5 separate regions of the Homo sapiens genome follow, and regions 2, 3, 4 and 5 are each linked to region 1. The links are chromatin contacts, found by Hi-C or POLR2A ChIA-PET in ENCODE. All regions are on one chromosome and are shown on one strand. The core of a region is the stretch at or near the end of the contact, and the rest is flanking DNA. Distances in the headings are between cores, read along the strand shown.

The links. A loop is a pair of places that touch in the nucleus more often than their neighbours do. ChIA-PET counts read pairs that join two places held with the same protein, here RNA polymerase II (POLR2A). Pooled maps may share reads with other maps.
Region 2: a map of gastrocnemius medialis shows a loop between it and region 1 (8-fold over the local background). The contact joins the enhancer-like site here to the promoter of PSMD10 in region 1. A Hi-C loop is called at or near these places in 1 of 168 maps with a recorded cell type or tissue (gastrocnemius medialis) and 8 of 50 pooled maps. POLR2A ChIA-PET finds 5 or more read pairs at or near these places in 1 of 52 experiments (BJ).
Region 3: a loop to region 1 is called in a pooled map, with 4 times the contacts of the local background. The contact joins the enhancer-like site here to the promoter of PSMD10 in region 1. A Hi-C loop is called at or near these places in 1 of 168 maps with a recorded cell type or tissue (chondrocyte), 6 of 37 single-sample maps with no recorded cell type and 14 of 50 pooled maps. POLR2A ChIA-PET finds 5 or more read pairs at or near these places in 4 of 52 experiments (CD4-positive, alpha-beta T cell, GM10248, MCF 10A and 1 more).
Region 4: a pooled map shows a loop between it and region 1 (4-fold over the local background). The contact joins the enhancer-like site here to the promoter of PSMD10 in region 1. A Hi-C loop is called at or near these places in 1 of 168 maps with a recorded cell type or tissue (chondrocyte), 6 of 37 single-sample maps with no recorded cell type and 16 of 50 pooled maps. POLR2A ChIA-PET finds 5 or more read pairs at or near these places in 5 of 52 experiments (CD4-positive, alpha-beta T cell, GM10248, MCF 10A and 2 more).
Region 5: a loop to region 1 is called in a map of CD8-positive, alpha-beta T cell, with 5 times the contacts of the local background. The contact joins the promoter of NCBP2L here to the promoter of PSMD10 in region 1. A Hi-C loop is called at or near these places in 3 of 168 maps with a recorded cell type or tissue (CD8-positive, alpha-beta T cell and naive thymus-derived CD4-positive, alpha-beta T cell) and 9 of 50 pooled maps.

The regions. Positions count from the first base shown.
Region 1 is chrX:108,090,117-108,092,940 of GRCh38, reverse strand. It overlaps PSMD10 (proteasome 26S subunit, non-ATPase 10), which reads left to right and starts at 1,399. Exons shown (of 5, transcript NM_002814.4): 1 at 1,399-1,534. The coding sequence starts at 1,421. ATG4A (autophagy related 4A cysteine peptidase) reads right to left here and starts at 1,163. Exons shown (of 13, transcript NM_052936.5): 1 at 1,105-1,163. The coding sequence starts at 1,114. RefSeq lists enhancers at 961-1,200, 1,251-1,650.
Region 2 is chrX:107,653,996-107,656,819 of GRCh38, reverse strand. No RefSeq gene overlaps it. Among named protein-coding and RNA genes, the nearest start is that of PRPS1, 27 kb to the right of the region's middle. RefSeq lists an enhancer at 1,407-1,701. Within about 2 kb of position 1,344, at least 18 of the 41 ENCODE cell types and tissues checked have a DNase peak (open chromatin) inside an H3K27ac peak, as active enhancers do.
Region 3 is chrX:107,699,164-107,701,987 of GRCh38, reverse strand. No RefSeq gene overlaps it. Among named protein-coding and RNA genes, the nearest start is that of PRPS1, 72 kb to the right of the region's middle. RefSeq lists an enhancer at 987-1,488. Within about 2 kb of position 1,392, at least 11 of the 41 ENCODE cell types and tissues checked have a DNase peak (open chromatin) inside an H3K27ac peak, as active enhancers do.
Region 4 is chrX:107,728,240-107,731,063 of GRCh38, reverse strand. The region is part of intron 1 of TSC22D3 (TSC22 domain family member 3); the gene reads left to right. Among named protein-coding and RNA genes, the nearest start is that of TSC22D3, 46 kb to the left of the region's middle. Within about 2 kb of position 1,388, at least 14 of the 41 ENCODE cell types and tissues checked have a DNase peak (open chromatin) inside an H3K27ac peak, as active enhancers do.
Region 5 is chrX:107,776,348-107,779,171 of GRCh38, reverse strand. It overlaps NCBP2L (nuclear cap binding protein subunit 2 like), which reads right to left and starts at 1,439. Exons shown (of 2, transcript NM_001348372.2): 1 at 1,314-1,439.

The DNA.
Region 1 (2,824 bases), core at 150-2,649:
TGAATTGATATCAGTATTTGGCAGTACCTATCTATGTAAAATGACATTTTCAAAGATTAAATAGGTAAAAATTTCCTAACAGATCAGCATTAACAGATGAACACTTAAAATCAATTTTGACAATAGGGAACACTAATTCTGAGCCCCAATTAAGCAAAATATTATCCCCTAAAAAGAATTCTATTCTTCTCATTGGTAGTCTTCCTGTATTACAAAAAAAGTACTCAATTACTATTATATTTTGAATTTCATCAATAAAAATTTGTTGAAATTTGTTTTCTCTTTTGTCATAAAAGTACCAACAAAATATTCTTGATTTTGCCTTTTGGCCTACAAAGCCTAAAATATTTACTATCTGGCTCTTTACAGAAAGTTTCCCAACTCCTGTTCTACACTATAACAGGATAAACATAAACATCATGAGTCTCTTTCTTGAATGTATTCTTATCGTTACCTAGTTGTGGCATAATGTCCTCTGGATATGCCCTATAAAGGATCAGTCTTGCATTGCTTCTGCTATGGCACTATTTGGGATTTCTATAAAAAGAAACACTATTAGCTTAATAGTTGTAGCAAAGCCTTGACAACATAGTTAATATCGTGATATTAAAATGCCAACACCACAGCCCGGTATCCTTAAGATGACCCTCATCAAGCTGTGATGTCACCAGGCTATGGACTCACCGAGGTCTCTTAGATATCAGGTGGCTCCCACGGCATCACACCCTGCCTTTGGCATCACCCTGGCACATCACCTCAGTACGGTGCCATATGCTATCACTGCTGTGGTAGAACCCTGTCCTGATGCCACACCGCCGAGATGTCAGAGTAATTAACCCCCACTTCTTTCCACTCCCTAGGCGGTGGCAGGGAGGGGGAGGGTAGCCACAGTCACCGGTTCGAGCTCAGTAGGTAGTACTCAGCTCCAACCCTTGTCCCTTCCGCCTGCCACTGCAGGTCAGGAACCCCGGGGGACAGGACCTTTAGGCTCTCATAACTCTTGCCCTGCCCCCGAACCTGTTTCATATGGCCGACTCAACGACCCGCCAGCGACTACCCACCCCGGCTCTTTCACACGGTTCCACTCAAAGCCGCTCCCCGTACCTGACTCCATTCTCCAGCTGTCATCCTGGGCCAATTCCACCGGCAACTTGACTACGGACGGACGGTCGCTAGGATCCCTGGGACTTGTAGTTCTGCACTGCTAGGGGCCAAGTCTGTGAGGGCAGCAAAGGCGCCTCCCTGCCCGGAACTGCTCTCAAACTGCAACTCCCAGAGGCGCCGCGCGACGGGAAAAGAAAAGGGAACGAGGAAGGCCGGTGATTGGTGAAGCTCTAACGGCTGTTTTGACTGGCGTAGCCGGAGCCGGCGACGTGAGGCGGGCGTTGCTCGCGCGACAAGTAGTTGCTGGGACAGCGAAATGGAGGGGTGTGTGTCTAACCTAATGGTCTGCAACCTGGCCTACAGCGGGAAGCTGGAAGAGTTGAAGGAGAGTATTCTGGCCGATAAATCCCTGGCTACTAGAACTGACCAGGTAAAGCAACGCTAGGTCTCTCCGCAGTCGGCGACGTCGGCGAAGCCCTACGTGGCTTTCGGGGCCCGGCCCTAGCGGAGGCCCCGTTTCTGAGAGAAGCAGAACCCCGCCCCCGCCGCCCCAAGCAGTCCCCCTGGGTCACCTCGGGACTCGCGATAGGCCTGCGGGAGCTAGCCCCACAGACCTCAGATATTTTCCCGTTGGCCCGGAGCTCCGCTCCCTGATTTTTGGATAGTTCTAGAACGTCTACCGCATTTCTCAGAAACTCCCAATCAGTGAAAAGGAAGGCTTTTTATATGGATTTATTTACCTTTACTAGTAACTGTATTCAGTAACGCATGTGAAATTGAACGCCCCTTCCGTGCCAGGCAGTTTGCTAGGAGCTGGGGATACGGTGGAGTGGAAGATGCAGACAATAAAATAAGCACAAAAACATGTCCGATTACAAATTGTGGTAAATACTCGGCAGAGAAGTTTACATGGTGCTTTCAGAACACGTTAATAGGAGGATCTGATGCTGAATATGACTGTCGTTAATTGGAAAAGTTTTTGCAAAGAAGGGAAGGTTAGTTAGACTTTGAAGCATGAGTGGGATTTCCATGGGGGAATGAGTGGACATTCTAAGCAGAGGTAGACAGAAGTTTAGAAGTGTTTCTTTCTGCCCTCCTGCTCACAGGACTCTCGTGCTTTCATCCTCAGTTTCTAGGATTCATGGTGCCTTTAGTAAGCCCACAAATATTTATAGATGGCCTTGTGTTTCGCAGACAGTGTCGTAAGCACTAGTGAGACTGTCCCATACTTACAGATCTCCATTTTGTGTCTTTTGGGAGAGAATTAGAAATCAAGAGACTGTTTTCTCTTTTCTGGAACTTTCCTTTATTACTCAACCTGAAAATGGCCTTATCTTTACCTGGTTTACTTCATTATGGTCTGGTGATATTTAAGGATTTAAATTTAAATGTAATACTTTATATTAAGATTTAATACTCCATTGGAAATTTAACCATTCTTCAGTCAAGTCAGTGGCTTAAAAAGGGAAAGGAACTATTCAGCATCAAGAGACGTAAAAAACATGAAGAAATGCAATTTATGGATCTCGTCTGGTTCCTGATTTAAACAAACCAACTGCAAAAAGACATTTGGGAGACAGTTGGGGGCAATCTGAATACAGACCGGATATTAGACATTCTAAAGGAGTTAGTGTTAATTTTAGTAAGTGTAATAATGGTCTCATAGTTATATAAGAAATACCTTTATTTTTTACATACTGAAAGAGAAGGGTGAAAAGTC
Region 2 (2,824 bases), core at 95-2,594, 440 kb after region 1:
TCCTTTAGATATCTCATAACCCAAATTTATATCTTCTGCATTTAATACACTTAATTTCTTCACTGTTCCCTAGCTTTCCTTCCATTCCATAACCTCTCCCACTGTGTCCTTGTCCTCTTAAGACAAACACCCAGGATATTTAAGGCTGGCCTAGTTTACAGCCCCGTTGCTTCAGCTTCTTGACTATCTGAAGATGGCATTTGGGCAAAAATGTATTGATGATCAAAACCTCTACTAGCTACAATGGCTGCCTGTTCAGTCCTCCTGGTGAGGTCCCTCAGGCACCTTAAACTTAGCAGTTCCTAAACTTCAGCCTCATCTCCTGTGCTGCTCAGTACCAGCATCCATCAGTCACTCAGGCCAGAAAAATGTAAGTTGTCCTTGACTCCTCCCTCTCTTCCAATCCCTACATTGAAATATCACCAACTTCTGTTGAATTTTCCTCCAAAATATATTGTAAATTGTTCTTCTGTCCCACCAGCACTTTTCTCACCTCAGCCACCTTCCTCTCCCACTTGGGCAACGCACAGCTTCCTAACCAAACTCCTTCCTCTACATTTGCCCCTTCCCAACCCATTCTTCACATTACTGCCAGTCTATTTTAAAATCAAAATCTCATCCTGTTGATGCCCTGTTTAAAATGCTCAATGGCTCCTCTTCACTCCTAGGATAAAATTCAAACTCCCTAGTGTGTCTTACAATTAGGGTTCCTGTATAATTTACTACCAAAATCAGGACCCTTTTGAGAGTGAAGGGGGTTGCTGGTAATAAGTATGCAGGGACAATAGACATATGTACACTCTCCTTATACAGTCCCTTATGATCTAGTCTCACCAGCCCACCCCTCATCACAGCTCTTCATCCTACCCGAAAATACACACACACACACCCCCCCCCCACACACACACACACCCACACACACACACACGCCACTTCCTTTGGGGTGTCCAGGTAAACGTGCTATTCTGCCTGCCTGAAACACCCTTCTCTTCACTCGCTCTTTGGCCAACTTCCAGTCAACTACTTCAAAAGTCAAAGTATTTTTCTCCAGGAAGTCTTTCCTGACTCCCAAGGCTGGCTTGGGTGCCCCCCCGCAACCCCCACACTCCCATAGCATTTTGTTCTTCCCTCATCATAGTACTTATCACACCACATTGTAATTACCCATTTCCCTATCTGTTTCTTCCTCTACATCAAGTGCATCTCAGCGTCAAGGACCACGTTAGGCCGCTTCTGCATTCCTAGCGTCTAGCACAGTGCTTGGTGTGTGAAAATGCACTGAGCTATGCCCTTAGGGCGTGCACACATTCCTGTCTGCTGAATGAGTGTGGACTGGGCACGGTGTTGTCCCGTGGTTGCGGAGGACATACAGGGGAAGAGGGGGCCAGGAGGACCGACAGGTGCCACTCCTTCCACTGCTGCCACTCCTTCCACTGCTGGAGCCCCCAGTCCTGTTGCCCTGGGTGCCCCTTCCCTCCATCCTCTCTGCTAGGCGCCCCCTAGTGGCAGATGGACAGCAGTGACAGGCCCTGTGAACCAGGTGGCGGCGGCAGGAAAGGAAGCGAGTGTGTGCGCGTGGAGGGGGAGGGGGTGTCCTCAGCCAGGAGGCAGCTGTGCAGCCAGTCCTAGGGAAAGCTGGGATGAGGCTTTAGCCAGGGAAGCCCGCCCGTCACCGTGCTCCTTCTCTGCCTCACTGCAGCCCCTCCCACACCACAAAGTCCCCGCCCATTGTTATCATTAGAGGCTCTACCCCAAGAACTTTGAGGGCGATGACTAAAATTGGGCTGTGTGGCTCCAGGCTGCTTACAAGCGGGAAAATCTCTGCTCAGCATATTACCCAGGAGGAATGGATTGGTCAGACCTGGCTGGCCTGTTTTGTTTTATATTCAAACCCTGAATCAGAGCCACACCATGAGTGAGCTCATGGCAACTCTATGGGTGAAGCAACAAGAACCCAGCCGCAGCAGTTAGTGGACACGCCAGAGGGGGGAGGGGTGGGGACTTGGCTAAGAAGATAAAATCTTGAGCCAGTCAGAAAACAACAACAAAAAACACAATGGGGCTGAGGGAATAAGGCCTATTGTCACCCTGTACAGTTTCAGCTATTTTTGCTTCAAAATGAGCTTCCCCTTATTTTTTATAGTTGGCAGCTGAGCTATTGGAGGAATGAATATATTGGGGAAGAAAAGCTCAGGAAAGGGGAAGGATGGGGAGAGAAGTCTGACTGTCAGTGGAGAGTCTCTGGTTTTCCTTAGGGCACGGGGTGGGGGGACAGTAGACCAAGGAGTGGGCATACAGTAGCCCATGAGCAGTGAGGACTAGGGAAGGAGGAGCCACACCCACATGGGCAGGTTTCTGAGTCTCAGGCTCATTCCTGCCTCAGCCTCCCAAAGTGCTGGGATTACAGGTGTGAGCCACCGCACCCACACACTATTTTATTTATTTATTTCCTGGCTCCTAGAACTGAACACTTATTTTAAAAAATAACTTTATAGGACGGGCACGGTGGCTCACGCCTGTAATCCCAGCACTTTGGGAGGCTGAGGCAGGTGGATCACTTGAGGTCAGGAGTTCAAGACGAGCCTGACCAACATGGTGAATCCCCATCTCTACTAAAAATACAAAAATTAGCCAGGTGTGGCGGCGGGCACCTGTAATCCCAGCTTCTTAGAAGGCTGAGGCACGAGAATCACTTGAACCTGGGAGGCGGAGGTTGCAGCGAGCCGAGGTTGCACCACTGCACTCCAGCCTGGGCTAAAGTGAGACTCTGTCTTAAACCCAAACTTTAAAACTTTATAGCAACAAATAGCAGTTGAAGAGTTGT
Region 3 (2,824 bases), core at 143-2,642, 390 kb after region 1:
TTTTAAGAAAGCTTCCCAGACATACTGCACAACACTTCTGCTTATAGCTCATTAGCCAGAATCTAGTCTGCCCACTCCTAACTAAAAGAAGGGCTTTCTTGAACTGAGTACATTGCTAGCCCCAAACAGATTCAAGTTTCTGTTATTAAGGAAGTGAAGAACAGACATTGGAGTAGGCAACCAGCAGTTTCTTCTTCAGGTGTTTGGATATATTGAGAGATGAAAAGGAGGGAGAAGAAGAAATGAGGAAGAGAGCACAGGAAAGAGCTTCTCAGGCTCTGTGACCACTGACTTCTACACAGAGGGTTATGCCTACTCAAGCAGGTCAGAGCTGGCTGACAGGTGTGGCCATATGCTTTGGGAACACAGTGAAAAGAGCACATCCCTGAGGGTTGGGGGAGTGTCCCTGCTGCTGCAGAGCTGTTTTGCCAGAATGGCCCAGGCAAGGGGGATCTCAGGAAATGACCCGAGAGGCCTCTTACTAAAGAAATTGCAGAAACTGGGAGCCCAGACTATGCTCTTAAATGTCTTTATGGAGGCAAAGGGGATAGTGATCCTTAAAATAGGCAGCCTCAGGTCAAAATCTGCGGCCCTGATATCCAAAGTCAAAATTCTAGAAAAGATCCTCTTAGTTTTTAATGGCTATAAAAGGAACATCAGCACAGAATCTTCAAATCTTGGAACTGGGAGAGGGCGGGTGGGACTGGAACTGGGTGGGAGGTAAACCACTTCCCACCAATCACACTTTCTTCCACCCTGCAGTCTCACATTCAGGACAGACAGGCTGTGTTGAGAAGATGTTAATTTGAGGGAATTATTTTTTATGGGAATGTAGCTTTTTGCAAAGCTAAAAGATTTTTTTTGTGGGTAAAAATTATTCAGTAACACCCATTTCCTCAAATGTAGGATTACAGGATCCATTTCAACAGTCTTCAACCTTGCTGAAGAGCAGTTGCTAACCTTATAGAGAATGACATAGACAGCTGAGTATCACTGAGGGCCAAATCATTCCCCATAAGTTCTTTCTCCTTCTCCCTCCAAAGGCATCAATATCATCTTGGCAGTGTCTGCTCTGAAGAAGGTCAAAGCATATGTTTTGTTGTTGTTGTTGTTGTTGCTGTTGTTGTTGTTTGCCTTTAGCAAAAGGCAAGGGGCCCTTTAGAACTCCTTTGGTCTTGGGGGCTACCAATTGAACTCTTCTACTTCGAGTTGTTTTTGAAGGTCCTATAGCTTGATTACCTTCAATCTCCCCCGTTGAGCCTGTGAAATGGGACACCAGGGCATTGTTACAAACCGCTGGGGAAACTAGGACTTAAAACATTTTTTTCCTGCCTCTGGGCAGGGCTCATGCTGGTGCCAGGCAGAGATATGGACGTTTGTCACCTGATCCTGCCCATCCAGTGAGCAAGAATTACTCAGGCAGAACACAACTCTTGCCCCTCCCACAAATGCTGAACATTCTGTTTTTTGCTCTTAGGAAGAAACTGGTAAATAACTGCATTCTCTTCTCCCAGTTGTACACCCCCCTTCTTTGCAAAACCAAGGAATTGGGTCACATTACATAAGTCTATGTGGTTTCAAAGGGCTGAACACTGAGATTCAAATTGTTGTCACACACACATGTTGGAGCACAGCCTGTGCTCTCCTGGATAACACGAAGAAAAGCTGCTGAGTTCCAAAGTTTGACAAGTTGATTTTCCATATACTTCCGATCATTCTAATCCATGTAATCTATTTGAGTTCCTCTCCCAGAAAGGCATTAATCTCTCTTAGGAGTACTTAAAACTAGCCCAGACAGGTAACCCATTTGAGTAGGGAAGGGGAAAGTTACCAGAAATCCCTGCCATCAAATTATCAAAGTCAATCCCTTCCTTTTGTAGATTAAGTCATTCAGTCATTCATTTGTTCATTCAACAAATATTTATAGAGAACCTATTATATGGCAGGGTCTTTGACAGATGAGGTTCCCAATCTCATGGAGGTTACATTCTAGTGGAGGGAGGCAGACAGACAATAGAGAAACAAACAAGAATAACATCAGATAGTAAGGAAACTGAGGCTGGGAGAGAGGAAGGAACTCGCGTGAGATCACAGTCCAGGTCTTCTGACTCTCAGTATCTTCCTCTTTTCTCTGAACATATATTAAGCACCTACCATGTGCCAGGCACAGCACTAGACACTGAGTTTATAGGATGAATAAGACAAACAAGGTTCCTCTTCCTGCAGAGTTTATAGTATAGTTAGGGAGACAAAGTGAATAAACAAAACAAAACAAAACCAAAAACAGAGAGACTTCTGGTTTCAGGCCCAGCATGTAAGGAGGTTAGCAGTTGCCACTCCATCCCAACAACAAGTAAAAAGCTGAACAAACTGAAAGATTAACAACTCTTCTTAGATCTGTCAGAGAAGTGGAATCACAGGGCGAACTGCTACCTCAAAAATTAGAGAGAAAAGCTGATATAGAGAATCACAACTTTCAAGAACAGAAATCTCTGTGGGAACCAGTGCCAGGGAGAAAATTTGAATTTTAATTGACAAATTCCTGGAGGCTCAGTGTGAACAAGCCTGAGAGTTAAAAACTCCAGGGGTAACCAGTTATGGTGGGGAGAAGGGAGGTGCCACACTTTTGTGAGTTTTACTTCCATAAGCTCTACATGTCCTTACAGTGAGTATCAGGTAGAAATATCATGCTACCTGCAGAGGGAGGGGAAAGGGTACTATTCTGAAATATGCCAGAGCATTCTGTTCTTAAAAAGGCCTGCCCAGGCTGGGCACAGTGGCTCACGCCTGTAGCCCCAGCACTTTGGGGGGCCAAGGCAGGTAG
Region 4 (2,824 bases), core at 139-2,638, 360 kb after region 1:
AAAAACCTGTTGAGCCATTACCTACAATTTACACAAACAAATTTCTTCGATTTGTCTTTTAGGGCTGGCCCGAAGGCCATTTACATTTGATTTTTGTGAAGGAGACTGGGAGTCTCTCTTAAAGCGGGCATTGCTAAGGAAGGCAGGTCCCCTACTGCACCCCTGAAGCTATGGGCCCCATGAAACTCCAGGCAGCAGGAGGGCACAGGTGGCATAAAGGAACAGGCAGGAGGAAGGTACCCGAAAAGGAAGCAGGAAGGTTCTGAAGACAGACTCCTACTTCACAGTTTACCCTGGGGGCCAGCCCTGCACAGACCGTGATTGGTGACATTTTGTTTCAAAATATGTGTTTACATTTGGTTTTTGCTTATACTGGATTATACTGGTCTTTTGTCCCCTCCCCAGCCTGGTGTCTGGTAGTTTGTACTTATTTGCAGTTACTGAGTGGCCTGTCCTGAGAATGGTCAAGCAGCTGCCCATAAACAATCTGCTAGTCCCTGAATTGAAATGGAGATGACCCATCCCATCCTGGCATTCCGGGGGGGCTTACTCTTCCAGGGAATTAATTGCCTTGGGAATCCTTTAGTCAATTGAAAGAAACAGGCCCCACCAAAGGCCTTCCCCACCATGACCCTGATAAGGACCCTTTTCAAATTCCTCTGCAGCTGTATGAAGGGAGTTCAGTGGGAAGGAACACTAGTGCAGGTTCCAGTTGCTGCCTGGAGTGCAGCTGGGCCTGGAGCCCTCCTCAAAACAAAGCACAACTCCAGCTAGAGGCAGCCCAGTGCTTTAAAATCACACACCAGGGAGTTTCATCTGATCTCTGCCATTTGCTTGCTGTGTAATCCCAGGCAAGTTATTTAACCTCTCTGAGCCTCAGTTTCCTCATCCACAAAATGGGTCTAATGATAAGGTAATACCCAACTCCTAACAGCGTTGACAAGATTCAAAAAATTAACGTTATCTAATGTCTTTAGCGCAGTGCCCACTAAGCAATCAGTACATGGGAGCTGCTGATATTATTTGGACCCAATGAGGCTTTGAGATCTCCCAGAGGTAGGTCAAGTCCTAACAGCTGTCCATCCCTGCCCTCTTGTTAAGTTAAAATTTTCATAATGTCAGGTTTGCTTAAAGCAAGGCCCACCTGCGGGGCATTCCCTGCACTGGTGATTCATGAGTGGGAGGCATTCCGCCCACTTATTTTAAGCTGTTCTACATTTTCTTCCCCCTGACATGGATGTGTTTACACAGGGGAGGACGGTCCCAGTCAAAACAAGATGAAAATACACTGCTGGCTGGGAGCCCCAGGCTAACTGGTTTCAGGTCCTCTCCCAGCTGTCAACACCTCACAACAGGGCCCCGGGGGTGGAGAGGGGGATGCCCAGCCCCACTCCCCTGCCTCCCTCTGTCGGCCCAGCTCTGCCTGGTGTCAGGGAGTTGGCTATCACCTGGTCAAACTAGAGGGAGCTCCAGGGCTGAGGTTTTTCCAGAATTTTACAAGGGCAAAAAGGAGTGGTGATGAGGGGCAAGGGCTTCCCTCGCCAGCTCTAGTGTCAGTATTGTTTCTGCTGCCAGGGCTGCCTAGTTCACAGGCAGAGAAGGCCACTGCCAGCAGAAAGTAGCAGAAAATGGTCAAAGAAAGCTCCTCCAGCGTCCTGCCCTTCTGCCTGGAATTTCTCCCACTAGACTCATTCCTTTGGGTTCGCAGCAGGCTCTTGGTAAAAAGAAATTACCCCAGGGAAGGAGAATCCATCAACCCCAGCAGCCACAGACTCTTCTGGGGGTTAATTTCTCAGCTATGCCACCGTATAAATGAGGCAGTAGAGCTGGGGGAGGATGCACCCAGGGAGGATGTTTTGATGAGCAAGCAAACGGGGTCTCCCAGGCAGGGAGCACTGAAGATTAACATCCCCAATATGCCCAAGGCAGCCTTGCTGCTCCTCACGACATCTTCATAACAGCTTGCTTTCATTTACCAAGAACAGAAGGAGAAAACAATCTCCTTTGCCCTAAACTCTACTCCTCTTAAAGCTGCCCACTCAGAGGCAGTTTGGTTTCTTGCCAGCGAGTCTTCAATATTTGGCCACATTTGCCTGTCCCCTGAAATCCCAAGGCCACCAGATAACCAGGACCCATTGTGAGGCCCCACCCTAGGCAGCACCCCACCAGTCTATACTTAGCCAGCCTGGGTTGCTTCTCCCAGAAGCCCCTCCCACTATTCTGACCAAGCTGAGGCAGGTCATCACATCCCTTCCCTGAGAAAAACTAAACAATTCCCCTTCTGAGAAAGATTTTCCATTTTAACAGGGCACCTCAAGACTTCAAACCCAAGGGTGACATTAATGGTGAGAATTTCCTTTATCTTAGTGAGTATTTTTAGTCCAGATGGTTTTTGTCCTCCCCCCACTCCCATCATTCCAGCTGTATGGCTGCCACTCACTCAGAGCGTCAGGCCTGCTAGCCCTAAATCCCTCTTTGATATTGGTGCCAGCTGAGACTTGGCCACCCTGCTCCTGGGCTTTATCACCCTCTACTGCTCACTGTGGGTGACCTATTCCCAACTGACCCAGCGCCTTTAGCTAAAGATGGAAACTGACCAAAGTCCTAGCATTAGTGGAGAACCAGGAGCACACACATGGGTGAATTATCCCTTTTGTTTAAGTGGTTGAGCCTTGCTTCCAGGTCATTAGCGGCCACTTACTCAATTAAACTATGTTTGGGTTTCCCAAGTATGTTTGATTTTCACAGGTCTTTTGTGTTTGTAACTGCACAGTTTCTCTCAGACAATGATTGTCCCCAAATTAAAGTGTTAACTAACAGAAGA
Region 5 (2,824 bases), core at 190-2,689, 310 kb after region 1:
TTTATTACATTAATAACAAGCACTTCTATAACTATACCAGCTTCCATGTCTCACATTTTATTCTCCAGTAACACTGAACTGCTTTGTAATCCACACCCGGATATCAGCATACACACTGTTCTCAGCCCCAAGCCTCTGTTCACTAGTCTCTCTAGTCTCTCTACCTAGATTGTCCTTCTCTTCTGCCAGAGCTAACCCCTCCTCCACACCCAAGACATGCCACCCCCTATTCCCCCTACACACACCAGGCCTCCATTACCACTTAGTATTTGTACTGTTTTTGTCTGTCTGCAGCTCTGTTTCTGCAGCTAGACCATGAAGTCTTTGGGAGTTTGTCCTGTTTTGTTTACCTCTGAATCCCCACTTACACTATACCTGACACAGGACAAGCACACAGTGACTGTTGAATGAGTTCATCCAAGAAAGAGATGCCCCTTATACCCTCTTTCTGCTCCACCCAGAAAGCTACCAGCTCTGTCTGGAAGTGGGGGCCCCCCTCCGCTTTCTTAGTTTATGCAAAACGTTTTGCTGCTTGGAGTCTCTCCATCCAACGCAATATATGTCAGCAAAGCAAGGCTTCACAGAAGGGAGCCAAGGTGGCCCTGCCCAGTCAGCCTTCTCCTGAGGAGGTGTGCAATATGTCAATACAAGCTGGACTTGTATGCAAATACATACCAGCTCCTGAACTCTATCTCTGAACTATGTAGTTTTTTTATATCTCAATTATATTTACTCTTGATCAACCTGGATATAGTATGGAAAGCTGTACTGAATTATTAACAATACTGCTTGAGAGCAAGGACTACAACAAGGGAAATGTCAAGGGGACAGAATCTTGAGTTTAATGGTGCCAAATGCCAAGAAGGAAATACTTCTACCAGGGCCTCATCCCAAGGTTATGCACAAAGATAAAAGGACTCAGGCAAATATAGAAACAAAAGTCCCAGCAGTTCACAAAACACAACTTAAATAAACATTTATGGGTCTAATATATTTTGCTATAACGTTTAACATGAAATAATTATAAACAAGAGGAAAAAACATAAACACTGTAATTACAAAACAATTTAGTAGACTATAAGTCTACACAATGCAGATGAAATTTCATATTCTACTACCTCCTCTGGCTTTTACCCAAGAACATTTAAAAAAAAAAAAAGCGAAGAAGAAGAAAAAGGGAAATTAATACATCTAAAGGGTTTGCTTTTGAGAGGAGAAATAGAGACTCCTCAGCAGTCTGTTAGAACGAAAGGACCATACTCTCAGTTTTGCAGGTATGGTCAGTGACCCCCAGCACCTCTTTCACCTCTGACCTTGGGATCCTGTCAAGAGCGAGAAGTACGGCTTGTTTTTGGCTTTCCGGCTGCTACAGCATAGAGACCACAACCCCACCTCCATTTTCCCCAAGTTGCAGGGCACATATAGGACCCACAGGGCCTTGGGAATAAGAGTTACAATAGTTGGCCGCTCTTTGCTCTTAATCACAGGCCTGATGCTTGTGGTACCCGGAGGAAGTTTCAAATCTATGGAAGTCCAATCCGCAGGGACTCAGGCCAAGTGAAGCTCCACTAGAAAAAAGGGCGGCTCTGGCCCTAATTGGTGTTCCTGCCTATTAGCTGGAGCTCTCTTAGTGTAGGAGCGTGTTCCTGCCTATTAGCTTGGCCACAGAACTCTCTTAGTGTAGCAGCTCCGCCTCCTACACTTCTTCCCTGCTACTCTTGGAACCAACGCACTGTGGATTCCACCAGGAGGTACCTCTGGTGCCTCTCCGAGCTTCTGTGACGCAGGCAGAGAACGTTCAACGTCTTGGACACTAGATGGCAGTATATGCTGCTCTATTTCAAAGGCCAGACTTGTGAATGAAGGAGCCGATGCGGGGGTGGGGAGTACTGACTGAAATGTAAGTCAGTTTTACGTGAAAACTGAACGTCATGAAAAGTTTAGTTTTTTCAGACACTAATCGTTATTTAATCCTACACATTTAAAGTATTCCAAGTCTCTGAGTCCTGAGAAACCCTGGAAACCCACCACTTGCCCACCCAGAACATCCCTCCATCTTACAGAGCTGGGGCACGCCCCTCAGGCCTGTGAACATGCAATCGCTACATCTATTGAAAGGGTAACGACAGACGGAGATCAACTAAGGTGGCAGGTAAGGTTCAGAAAAGGAGAAGGACAACAAATTTGGAGAAATAGGAGAAGGTAAGTGAAGTGAGGAAAAAGAGGGGGTGCTGAAGTAAGAAATGAGGGGAAAATAAGGGAAATGGCGGGGGTAGGGGAGAGAAAAATGAGAGAAAAGAGGAAAGGGGAGAAAGGGGAAATGAGGAAATAGAGAAAAGGAGAAAAGAAATAAGGAAAGAAAGGTAAAAGAATGGAAATGGGGGAGAAAGTAGAGGAAATGGGTAAAGAAAAGAGAAAAAATAAGGGAAATAGTGGAATGAGTGGAAGCAGAAGAGCAGAGAGAAGGAAGGGGAGGACTGAGGAGAGACGGCGAAGGGGCAGAGGGAAACCGGGACAGAGACTGCCTCTGAGGGGTTCAGGGAAGAGAGGACACAGCGAGCTGGGGAAAGGAGGTGACGATATCGTTAAGTAAGCAGAAAGAGACAGAAACTGAGGAGAGTTTGAGCGTGCTTCTCTGAGTTTTGCTTACGGCATTTATTGGGTACTCCTAATGTGTGCCTGGCACTCTCTGACTCTCTGCAGAGGCAACCGCTCTCCTTGCACGCCCCCCCCCCAGAAAAAGGGGGGCTTTGGAGGGCGGCAGTTTAAGGCTACAACACTTGGGGCTCTCGAGGGCGTCGTCTCTTCTGTAGGGGGACCCATT